Linked DNA regions of Homo sapiens: region 1 is linked to region 2. A link is an interaction called in ENCODE POLR2A ChIA-PET data of the cell type or tissue named here. Cell type or tissue: K562. All regions are shown on one strand.

Evidence for each region. Peaks named below come from ENCODE experiments on the same cell type or tissue, not always from the same donor. Only the 100,000 strongest peaks of a DNase experiment are listed, where the experiment ranks them.
Region 1: POLR2A ChIA-PET joins it to region 2 with 5 read pairs; 2 of 35 experiments call an interaction of 5 or more read pairs at or near these places.

The regions. Positions count from the first base shown.
Region 1 is chr3:187,107,261-187,111,260 of GRCh38, reverse strand. No RefSeq gene overlaps it. Among named protein-coding and RNA genes, the nearest start is that of RPL39L, 30 kb to the left of the region's middle. In K562, no CTCF peak of the experiment used is centred here; no DNase peak of the experiment used is centred here.
Region 2 is chr3:187,185,029-187,189,028 of GRCh38, reverse strand. No RefSeq gene overlaps it. Among named protein-coding and RNA genes, the nearest start is that of RTP1, 10 kb to the left of the region's middle. RefSeq lists an enhancer at 2,723-3,722. In K562, no CTCF peak of the experiment used is centred here; a DNase peak (open chromatin) is centred at 2,058.

The sequences.
Region 1 (4,000 bases), 78 kb after region 2:
CTTCCCTGTTTGCTTGAACAAAACTGGTCTCTGAGCACTCATATTCATAATCTATTATACTTCTTTGGGCAGCTCATCAAATTCTCTTTCATAGTATTAGGTAAGAGTGATTTGGAACTTGCAGCAAATGCTAAGCCCTCAGAGGAGGCAGGGAAGTCATAAATGCTTGTTCAATTAAAGCAAACACATCCTGAGAGAGGATGCGGTGTCTTCAGAGCCCTTACTGGTGACCAGCACCCAATACATAGAAGAGAGGAAGGGATGGGAAGGAAAGAGTGGGGAATGGGATGGGGAGCAGGGAAATTAGGTAATGATGGTCAGCACTCACCCCTCCAGAAGACATTTCTTAGAGGAGGACTTGAAACAAATATGCAGGAGAGATTAGTGAGAAAGGGTAGATAGTTAGGATGTTTGTGTTTTTGTTCTATATTTTTTCTCCAGCCTAGGAAGCGTGCTAAGGAAAGTGTCAAAGAATCTCAACAGCAAGTACTGTGGTGATCAAATCCTGTTCCTCACACCCTTTTATGTTCTAGCCACTATTGACAACCCCACTAAACGTTAACTGCGATGCCGTTGGTAATAATTGGAGTCAACGTCCACTGACTCTAGATTAATCTACCTCAAGTCTGACCTCCAGGAAGCCTTCTTTGACCACTCCATCTCACACAGGATTGCTTGATTCCCTAAACTCAGCACGTTTCTTCCTGTATCACTTTGGAGTAGGCATAAGAGTGCCCTGGCCAGATCCCCTGAGATCCCTCTTCCCAGTTCTGTGCCTCCATCCTCTAGCTTCTACATGATCTGCAGCAGCAGTCAACATCTGTGACCTTCAGAGATCTTCTCCCAGGCACTAGGGCTGCCTGCCCCAGCTGAGAGCAGGAGGTGCCTGGGTGCTCTGTATCTAATTCTACCCCCTCTCCCCAGCTCCTTTGCTGTGAAACTAAATGAGGAGTCAATCATTACTCTCTACAAATTTGGGTTGAAACTGAGACTTCACCAAAAGTTGATGTCTTGTTTAGTCTCTTTTCCTCTCCTCTGCTGCTTCTCCCACTTCCTTACTGGTTTTTCCCTTAATAAATCACTAGCACCTGAATCCTTGACTCGGGATCTGACTCCAGGAGAGCCTATTTTAAGACAGTTGGCCCCAAAAGTGGTCTTAGGATGCACACTTTATGGATGAGATTCTGACCAGATGAAAATGACTTCATGTCTTGTGTTAATAGGCCCTGGCAGGCCATAGCAATGCCATTCCTAGAACTTTCACCTGTGGTTAACTAAGACAGGAAACAGAAGGGAATGCTCTGATTTGTTCAATATCTTCAGCGATTGAGAGATACAAAGGAAATCATTTATAGCTACTGCAGAACAATTTGACTATTGCTGAGTGTCCTCGATACACTGAAGGGAGAAAGGCCATGCCGTTCAAAGCATAAAATTATATACCATATGAAAAGCAGCTCCTGGCTAGGTAGGTATTAAGCTCCCATAGAGACAGAGCATCTCATCAAGTGACTCTAGGATCCGAGCTGCTTATCTTGAGCTGAGAACTTTCAGAACTACCAAGTCATAACGTTGGGCAGGCTCAGCAGCAATCTATCATGTGATAGAAGTGGTAGGTTCTAGATGCAGCTGCAGCAGATCCAGAGGGCACAGTAATCTGCATGAACAGGTGGCCCGAATCCCCATCACTCATCACCAATACAATGATACTTCTCCTTTGCTAACCCTTTGGCCTCGTGTGGGAGTTTCCTTTGACCAGCTATCAGAGGAGGAAAATTACCAGGTCTGATTCATGGATACCTTATTGAATATCTTGGTATGAACCAAAAATGGACTATTACTGAACTGTATCCCCCCTCCTGGGTGGCCCTAAAAGACAATGGTGAGAGAAGTTCTCTAAGTGGACAAAGTTTGGACGTTGCATCTGGTCACCTATGTTGTGTACAGTGGGAAGTGCTATATGGTAATGATATGTGTACAGGAGGCTCTCTATATCCACTGGTTCTACTCTGAAGATTCAACCAACTGCTAATATCAGAAATATTTGGAAAAAATGCAACAATAAATAAAACAAATTTTTTTTTTTTTTTTTTTTTTTTTTTGAGACGGAGTCTCGCTCTGTCGCCCAGGCTGGAGTGCAGTGGCGCAATCTCGGCTCACTGCAAGCTCCGCCTCTCGGGTTCACGCCATTCTCCTGCCTCAGCCTCCCGAGTAGCTGGGACTACAGGCGCCCGCCACTACGCCCGGCTAATTTTTTGTATTTTTAGTAGAGACGGGGTTTCACCGTGTTAGCCAGGATGGTCTCGATCTCCTGACCTCGTGATCCGCCCGCCTCGGCCTCCCAAAGTGCTGGGATTACAGGCGTGAGCCACCGCGCCCGGCCAACAAATTTTAAAAAATATATAGTATAAGAACATTTACATAGCATTTACATTGTGTTGAGTATTATAAGCAATCTAGAGATGATTTACTGTATACGGGATTGTGTGCGTAGGTTATATGTAAATACCATGTCATTTTATATAAGGGACTTGAACATCCACAGATTTTGGTATCCAAGGGGAATCCTGGCAACAATCCCCAGTGGATACCAAGGAATGACTGTATATAGCCTCATGGATAGTAGTGGCTGATTAACCAGGGGCCTAGAGGAAGAAAAATTGGAAAATCAGGAATAAATAGTCTGGAGATGAACATGTGGATTAACCTATGGAAGTGGTCTCAAAGTGTGAGCATCTTTATAGCACATATTTAAGGCCCACAAGTAAGCGTCTACCCAGAAGAGACATTAACCAGCTGAACAGAGTAGCTCTTCCAATGGATATGAGCTCACCTTGGTTCTTGGCCATCCCAATTTTTGTGCAATAGGCCCACGAACAGAGAAGCCAGGATACCAGAAACAAAGACACTATGTACAGACCCATGGGCTCCCTCTTAGCAAGGCAGATCTAACTACTGGCATTGCTGAATGTCTCAGCTGTCAGAAACAGAAGCTTACACTGGAGCCCAAATATGGTACTAACCCTCAAGTAAAACAACCAGTCACTTGGCAGCAAGTTGATTACATTGGACTCCATTCACTCTGGAAAGCCAAACATTTTCTTCCCATTGGGATTGTCACGTATTCCAGGAATGGGCTTGCCTTTCCTGCCCACGGGCCTCAAACAACATCACTATCTGATGAAGGGTTAAAGAGCATCTGATTAACCAGCAGGGCATACTATGTGACAATGCCTTGGATGTCTGGCCATGGGCACAAGACTGTGGAATCCACTCGTCCTACCACGTACTATATCATCCAGAGGCTGCTGGCCTAACAGTGTTAGGCAGAGTTGAGGTGCCAGCTTGGAGATGATAATCCTCTGAAGGTGGGGTCCTATGTTGTCAATAGATAGAATAATTGATTCCAGAATTCAAGTGGTGAGAGTAGAAAGTGGACCTACTTACCATCACTCCCACTTGGGGAATTTGTACTTCTTGTCTCCCCAAACTCAGCCACTGTGGGTCTCAGGTCCTGTTTCACAGATGAGGTGTACTTCCACCAGGGGACACATTAAGAATTTCATTTAAAAAGCTATGACTGATAACTGGTTGCTGCCACTATACCAGAAATAAAAGTCACCATACTAGCAGGAGAGTTGACCCTGACATCATGAGGACGTAGAATTGCGCTACCTAATGAAGGTGTGGAGGAATATGTTCAGAATTCAGGTGGTTCTCTGGGACATTTCTTGATATTCCCACGGCCAGCATTAAGTGGGAATGGGTAGTTACAGCAACCATGGCCTGATAAAAGCATGGTAGCCAGGGGCTCAGGCCTTTAAGGGTTGAAGGTCAGGGTCATGTCACCAAGAAAGCCACCTAAACTAGCAGAAGTGGTATCCAAGGGCAAGGGAAATCTAGAAAGGGTGGTAGAAGAAGAAAAGGACAAATAGATGGTACAATCTCAAGACAAACTGCAGTAGTGAGCACTCAGCTTATTCCATTAACCTATTTCTTA
Region 2 (4,000 bases):
TAAACATGAAAGCTTTTTTAAAGAATACCTTGTAATGAGCTGAAATGCAACTTTAGGAGAAAGACAGAGCACTATTTATTCTACTCTCTGACATAATTTTCCATAATGGCAAAACAATCTCTATTTGTTAATCTGAATATTATGGAAACTTTCAAGCACATAGAAAAGCAAAACAGACAATGAAACTCCATGTGCCCATCACCCAGCTTCAGTAACCATCAGTTATATGTCTTCTAAAACATTTTCTTTAACCCAATATCTGAGATTTCCTTCAAATAATATGGGTAGGGGTGTAGATGAAATATGATTGACCATGAGTTGGTAACGTTGAGGGTGAGTAGTAGATACATGGACATTTATTATACTATTCTATGTATTTTTGTATATTGAAACTTTCCATAATAGAAAGTAAATAAATAAGCATTTTTCTTTTGCTTACTGCATTAGTCAGAATTCTCCAGAGAAACAGAACCAATAGGAAAAAGAGAGAGAGAGAGAGAGAGAGAGAGAGAGAGTATAAGGGATTGGCTCACATAATTATAAGGACTGAAAAGCCCATGATCTCCCCTCTGTGAGCTGAAGACCTAGGAAAGCTGGTGGTGTAGCTACAGTTCAAGTCAAAAAGCTTGAGAACCCAGAGGACCAATGGTGTAGGTTACAGTTCAAGAGATGTCCCAGTTCAGGTAATCAGGCAAAAGAGTGAATTCTTCCTTCCTCTGCCATTTTGTTCTATTCTATCCCTCAACAGATTGGATGATGCCCCACCTACACTGAGGAGGGCAATCTACTTTCCTCAGTCTACAGATTCAAATGCTAATCTCATTTGGAAACACTTCACAGAGACACACCAGAAATAATGTTTAACCAAATATCTGCACCCCATGGACCTGTCAAAGTGACACATGAAATTAACCATCATTGTTCTCTCCTAAATTTTTGCTTTCAAAACAGTGAACTCATGTCCTTGCTCCTTGTAGCTGTGGACTTCTAGTTTAATCTTCTGGGGTCTGAATTTTTCCATACTGTTCCTATCATTGTAATAATAAACTTACATATGTAAAACAGTTCAAAAATGTTCCTCTTACAGCCTCACATATACTTACCAATGAATGTCTATATTTGAAATACTCAGGGAACACATAAGAGTAGGTAATTAGCACAATACATAGGTCTATTATCTAGAAGCCTGGCTTCTCAGGTCAAAAGAATTGTCATTTTTCTAAGGCCTCAACTTTTGATTGGCTTTGCTTTGGAGGTTAATTTATAAGTTTCCACGGAATTTGGGGGTTGTGATAATTTGACATGGGTGAATGAAATTGGAAAGTCATGTACATCAGGCAAACAGGACAAAAGGCAGTGAAACAACCAGGTGCATCCTTCACTACTAGTCACATCAGTTGTGAAGTCCATTACTTTATCAAAAACTGTTCTCACTTTCTCTTGAAAGCCAATGTTGGTCTCTCAAGGATCTAAGTTAATTCCTTTGTAGACCTCATTCAGGAGAAGAGGGCTAAGGGAGTCCTCACTTGTTAGCCACTAAGGAACCAAGAATCCTCAAACTGCAGATTCTCTCTTTGGTGTCCCAGAGCAGATATTTACTTCCCTGGGACACAATTCTTGACCTAGATTAACTCCTGTATGAATCACAGAGAGAAGTTCCAGTAAGAAAGAGCCCTGATCTACATATCCTGGAGGGAGGCCCTTCCCTTGAGCTGGGTATAGGCTACGCCTCACCTTGTGGTTAGGGGTGGCAGGATGGTTAGTGCCAGACACAGCCTGAAAGAGAAGTAGGAAAGGTGAGCCCTGAGGCTAGAATGGGCAATGTCCCAGGACCGAGAGGCTGGCCAGCAGGGCAGGTGTGAGGTCAGTCTTATTGCAGGCTGTCTGAGGCAGCAGCTCCAGGAGGTGCACCTCTCTCAGCTTCCAGGAGCCAAGCCCTGCTCAGGAAGAGAGATGACTTTCATACCAAGTAGGAGGCCAAGGGGCCTAAAGCTCCTTATCTGTAAACCCATGGGGAACAGATTCAGAAGGCCCTCAAATAAACACTCCAGCCCAGAACCGGCCAAGTCTGCACCAGAATAAACTCATGAGTCATACTGACCCTGGTGTTGCCTTACATGGCAGCTAACAAGGCTGGCTAGTCTAAGGGCTTTGGCATCCGTAGCCTTTTTGGTTTAGCACTACCTTTACTATTTTAACTTCTTGCCGTTGTTTGACTGACTGGTATTTCAGGCATCTTGGACCCATGCTTCTGAAAGCAGCTGACATCTGGTGTGATAAAATGGTGACCTATACCCCTGTATATCTATGCAGGTCTGTCTCAGGCGTAAATATGAAACTCAGTTAATACATTCTACATTGATAACTCTCAGAAACTATAGGAGAGAGATAGTATTAGCAAGACCTGTGTGGAAAGAACAAGAAAGGGAGAAATGACAGGTCTGCATTCTGTCACTGCTGAGACTTGCCATGTGACCAAAGAACGTGGCCTCTCTGCTTCTACATTTCTGTGTACTTAAAATCAGTAGAACCATATTACCTGATCTCAAAGTTTCCTTCCTGCTCTAGCAATTTGTGGGTCACAATTACATGAAACACCTATAGCTTTGGTAAAGGCAAAATGACCCTCTCCCAAACCTCTTAGATACTCAGAAACATATATAAGGAGCTACTTTCTATTTTCCCCATGAAGGAGTATTGCTGTGCTCATAAATTTTCCTTATTAAATATTTTCAGAATAAATATGAAATGATGGCTATCTACAAGCCTCCTCCAGTTTTGTAATGTCCAAAGTTATAACCACTCCCTGATCTAGACAGTTCTTGGCTATACCTTTACCCGAATCTATATGTCCTCCAATATTTCCTGATTCCAAGTAAACTCAGCAGGACCTACACAAAAAAGAAAAAAAAAAAGCATGTAACCATGGAAATCAAGCCCTGCTCTCACACTGTAGGGCTGCCCCACTGGGTGAACTGCTCAGCGAGGCACTCAAGTTCCAACCCATGATCTGGTCTCATTTAACTTGCAAAGCACAGCTCCTACCACCTGAGCGTTTCTCAACAGACATAGCGGATGCTTTTCCTTTCCCACAAAAGGCTGCATAATCCCACCTCCATTTCTTTGTTCTTGCTCTTTCTTCTACCTAAAATGTCTCATTCCCCTCTTCATGGCGCATTCTTTTATCCAGCCTGGTGTTCTTCTCTCCTATTCTCTCCTATACTTGGGCTGAGGAGGAGGCAAGTTTCTATACTCTCTTTAGCAGCCCACATTTTCCATACCACAGCATTTATAAGGATTGCTAGCACTTAATGAGCACTTACTATATGCCAAGCAGGTACCCTGCTAAAGATTTACATTTTCTTCTGATATCAACCCTATGATAGGCTCTTGTTTTTCCACTTTCATGCGCGTCCGTGTGAAGAGACCACCAAACAGGCTTTGTGTGAGCAACATGGCTGTTTATTTCACCTGGGTGCAGGCGGGCTGAGTCCGAAAAGAGAGTCAGCGAAGGGAGATAGGGGTGGGGCCGTTTGATAGGATTTGGGAAGGTAATGGAAAATTACAGTCAAAGGGGGTTGCTCTCTGGTGGGCAGGGGTGGATCTCACAAAGTACATTCTCAAGGGTGGGGAGAATTACAAAGAACCTTCTTAAGGGTGGGGGAGACTACAAAGTACCTTCTTAAGGGTGGGGGAGATTACAAAGTACATTGATCAGTTAGGGTGGGGCAGGAACAAATCACAATGGTGGAATGTCATCAGTTAAGGCTGTTTTTACTTCTTTTGTGGATCTTCAGTTACTTCAGGCCATCTGGATGTATACGTGCAAGTCACAGGGGATGCGATGGCGTGGCCTGGGCTCAGAGGCCTGACATCCACCTTTCATGGGTGACTCAAATAAGCCTTGAAATAATTCAATTACTTGCCCTGGGTTGCTTGGCCAGCAAAGGATTAAAGGAGAGATTTGAACTGGGCAGCCTGGTGGCAGCGCCCACTCTCT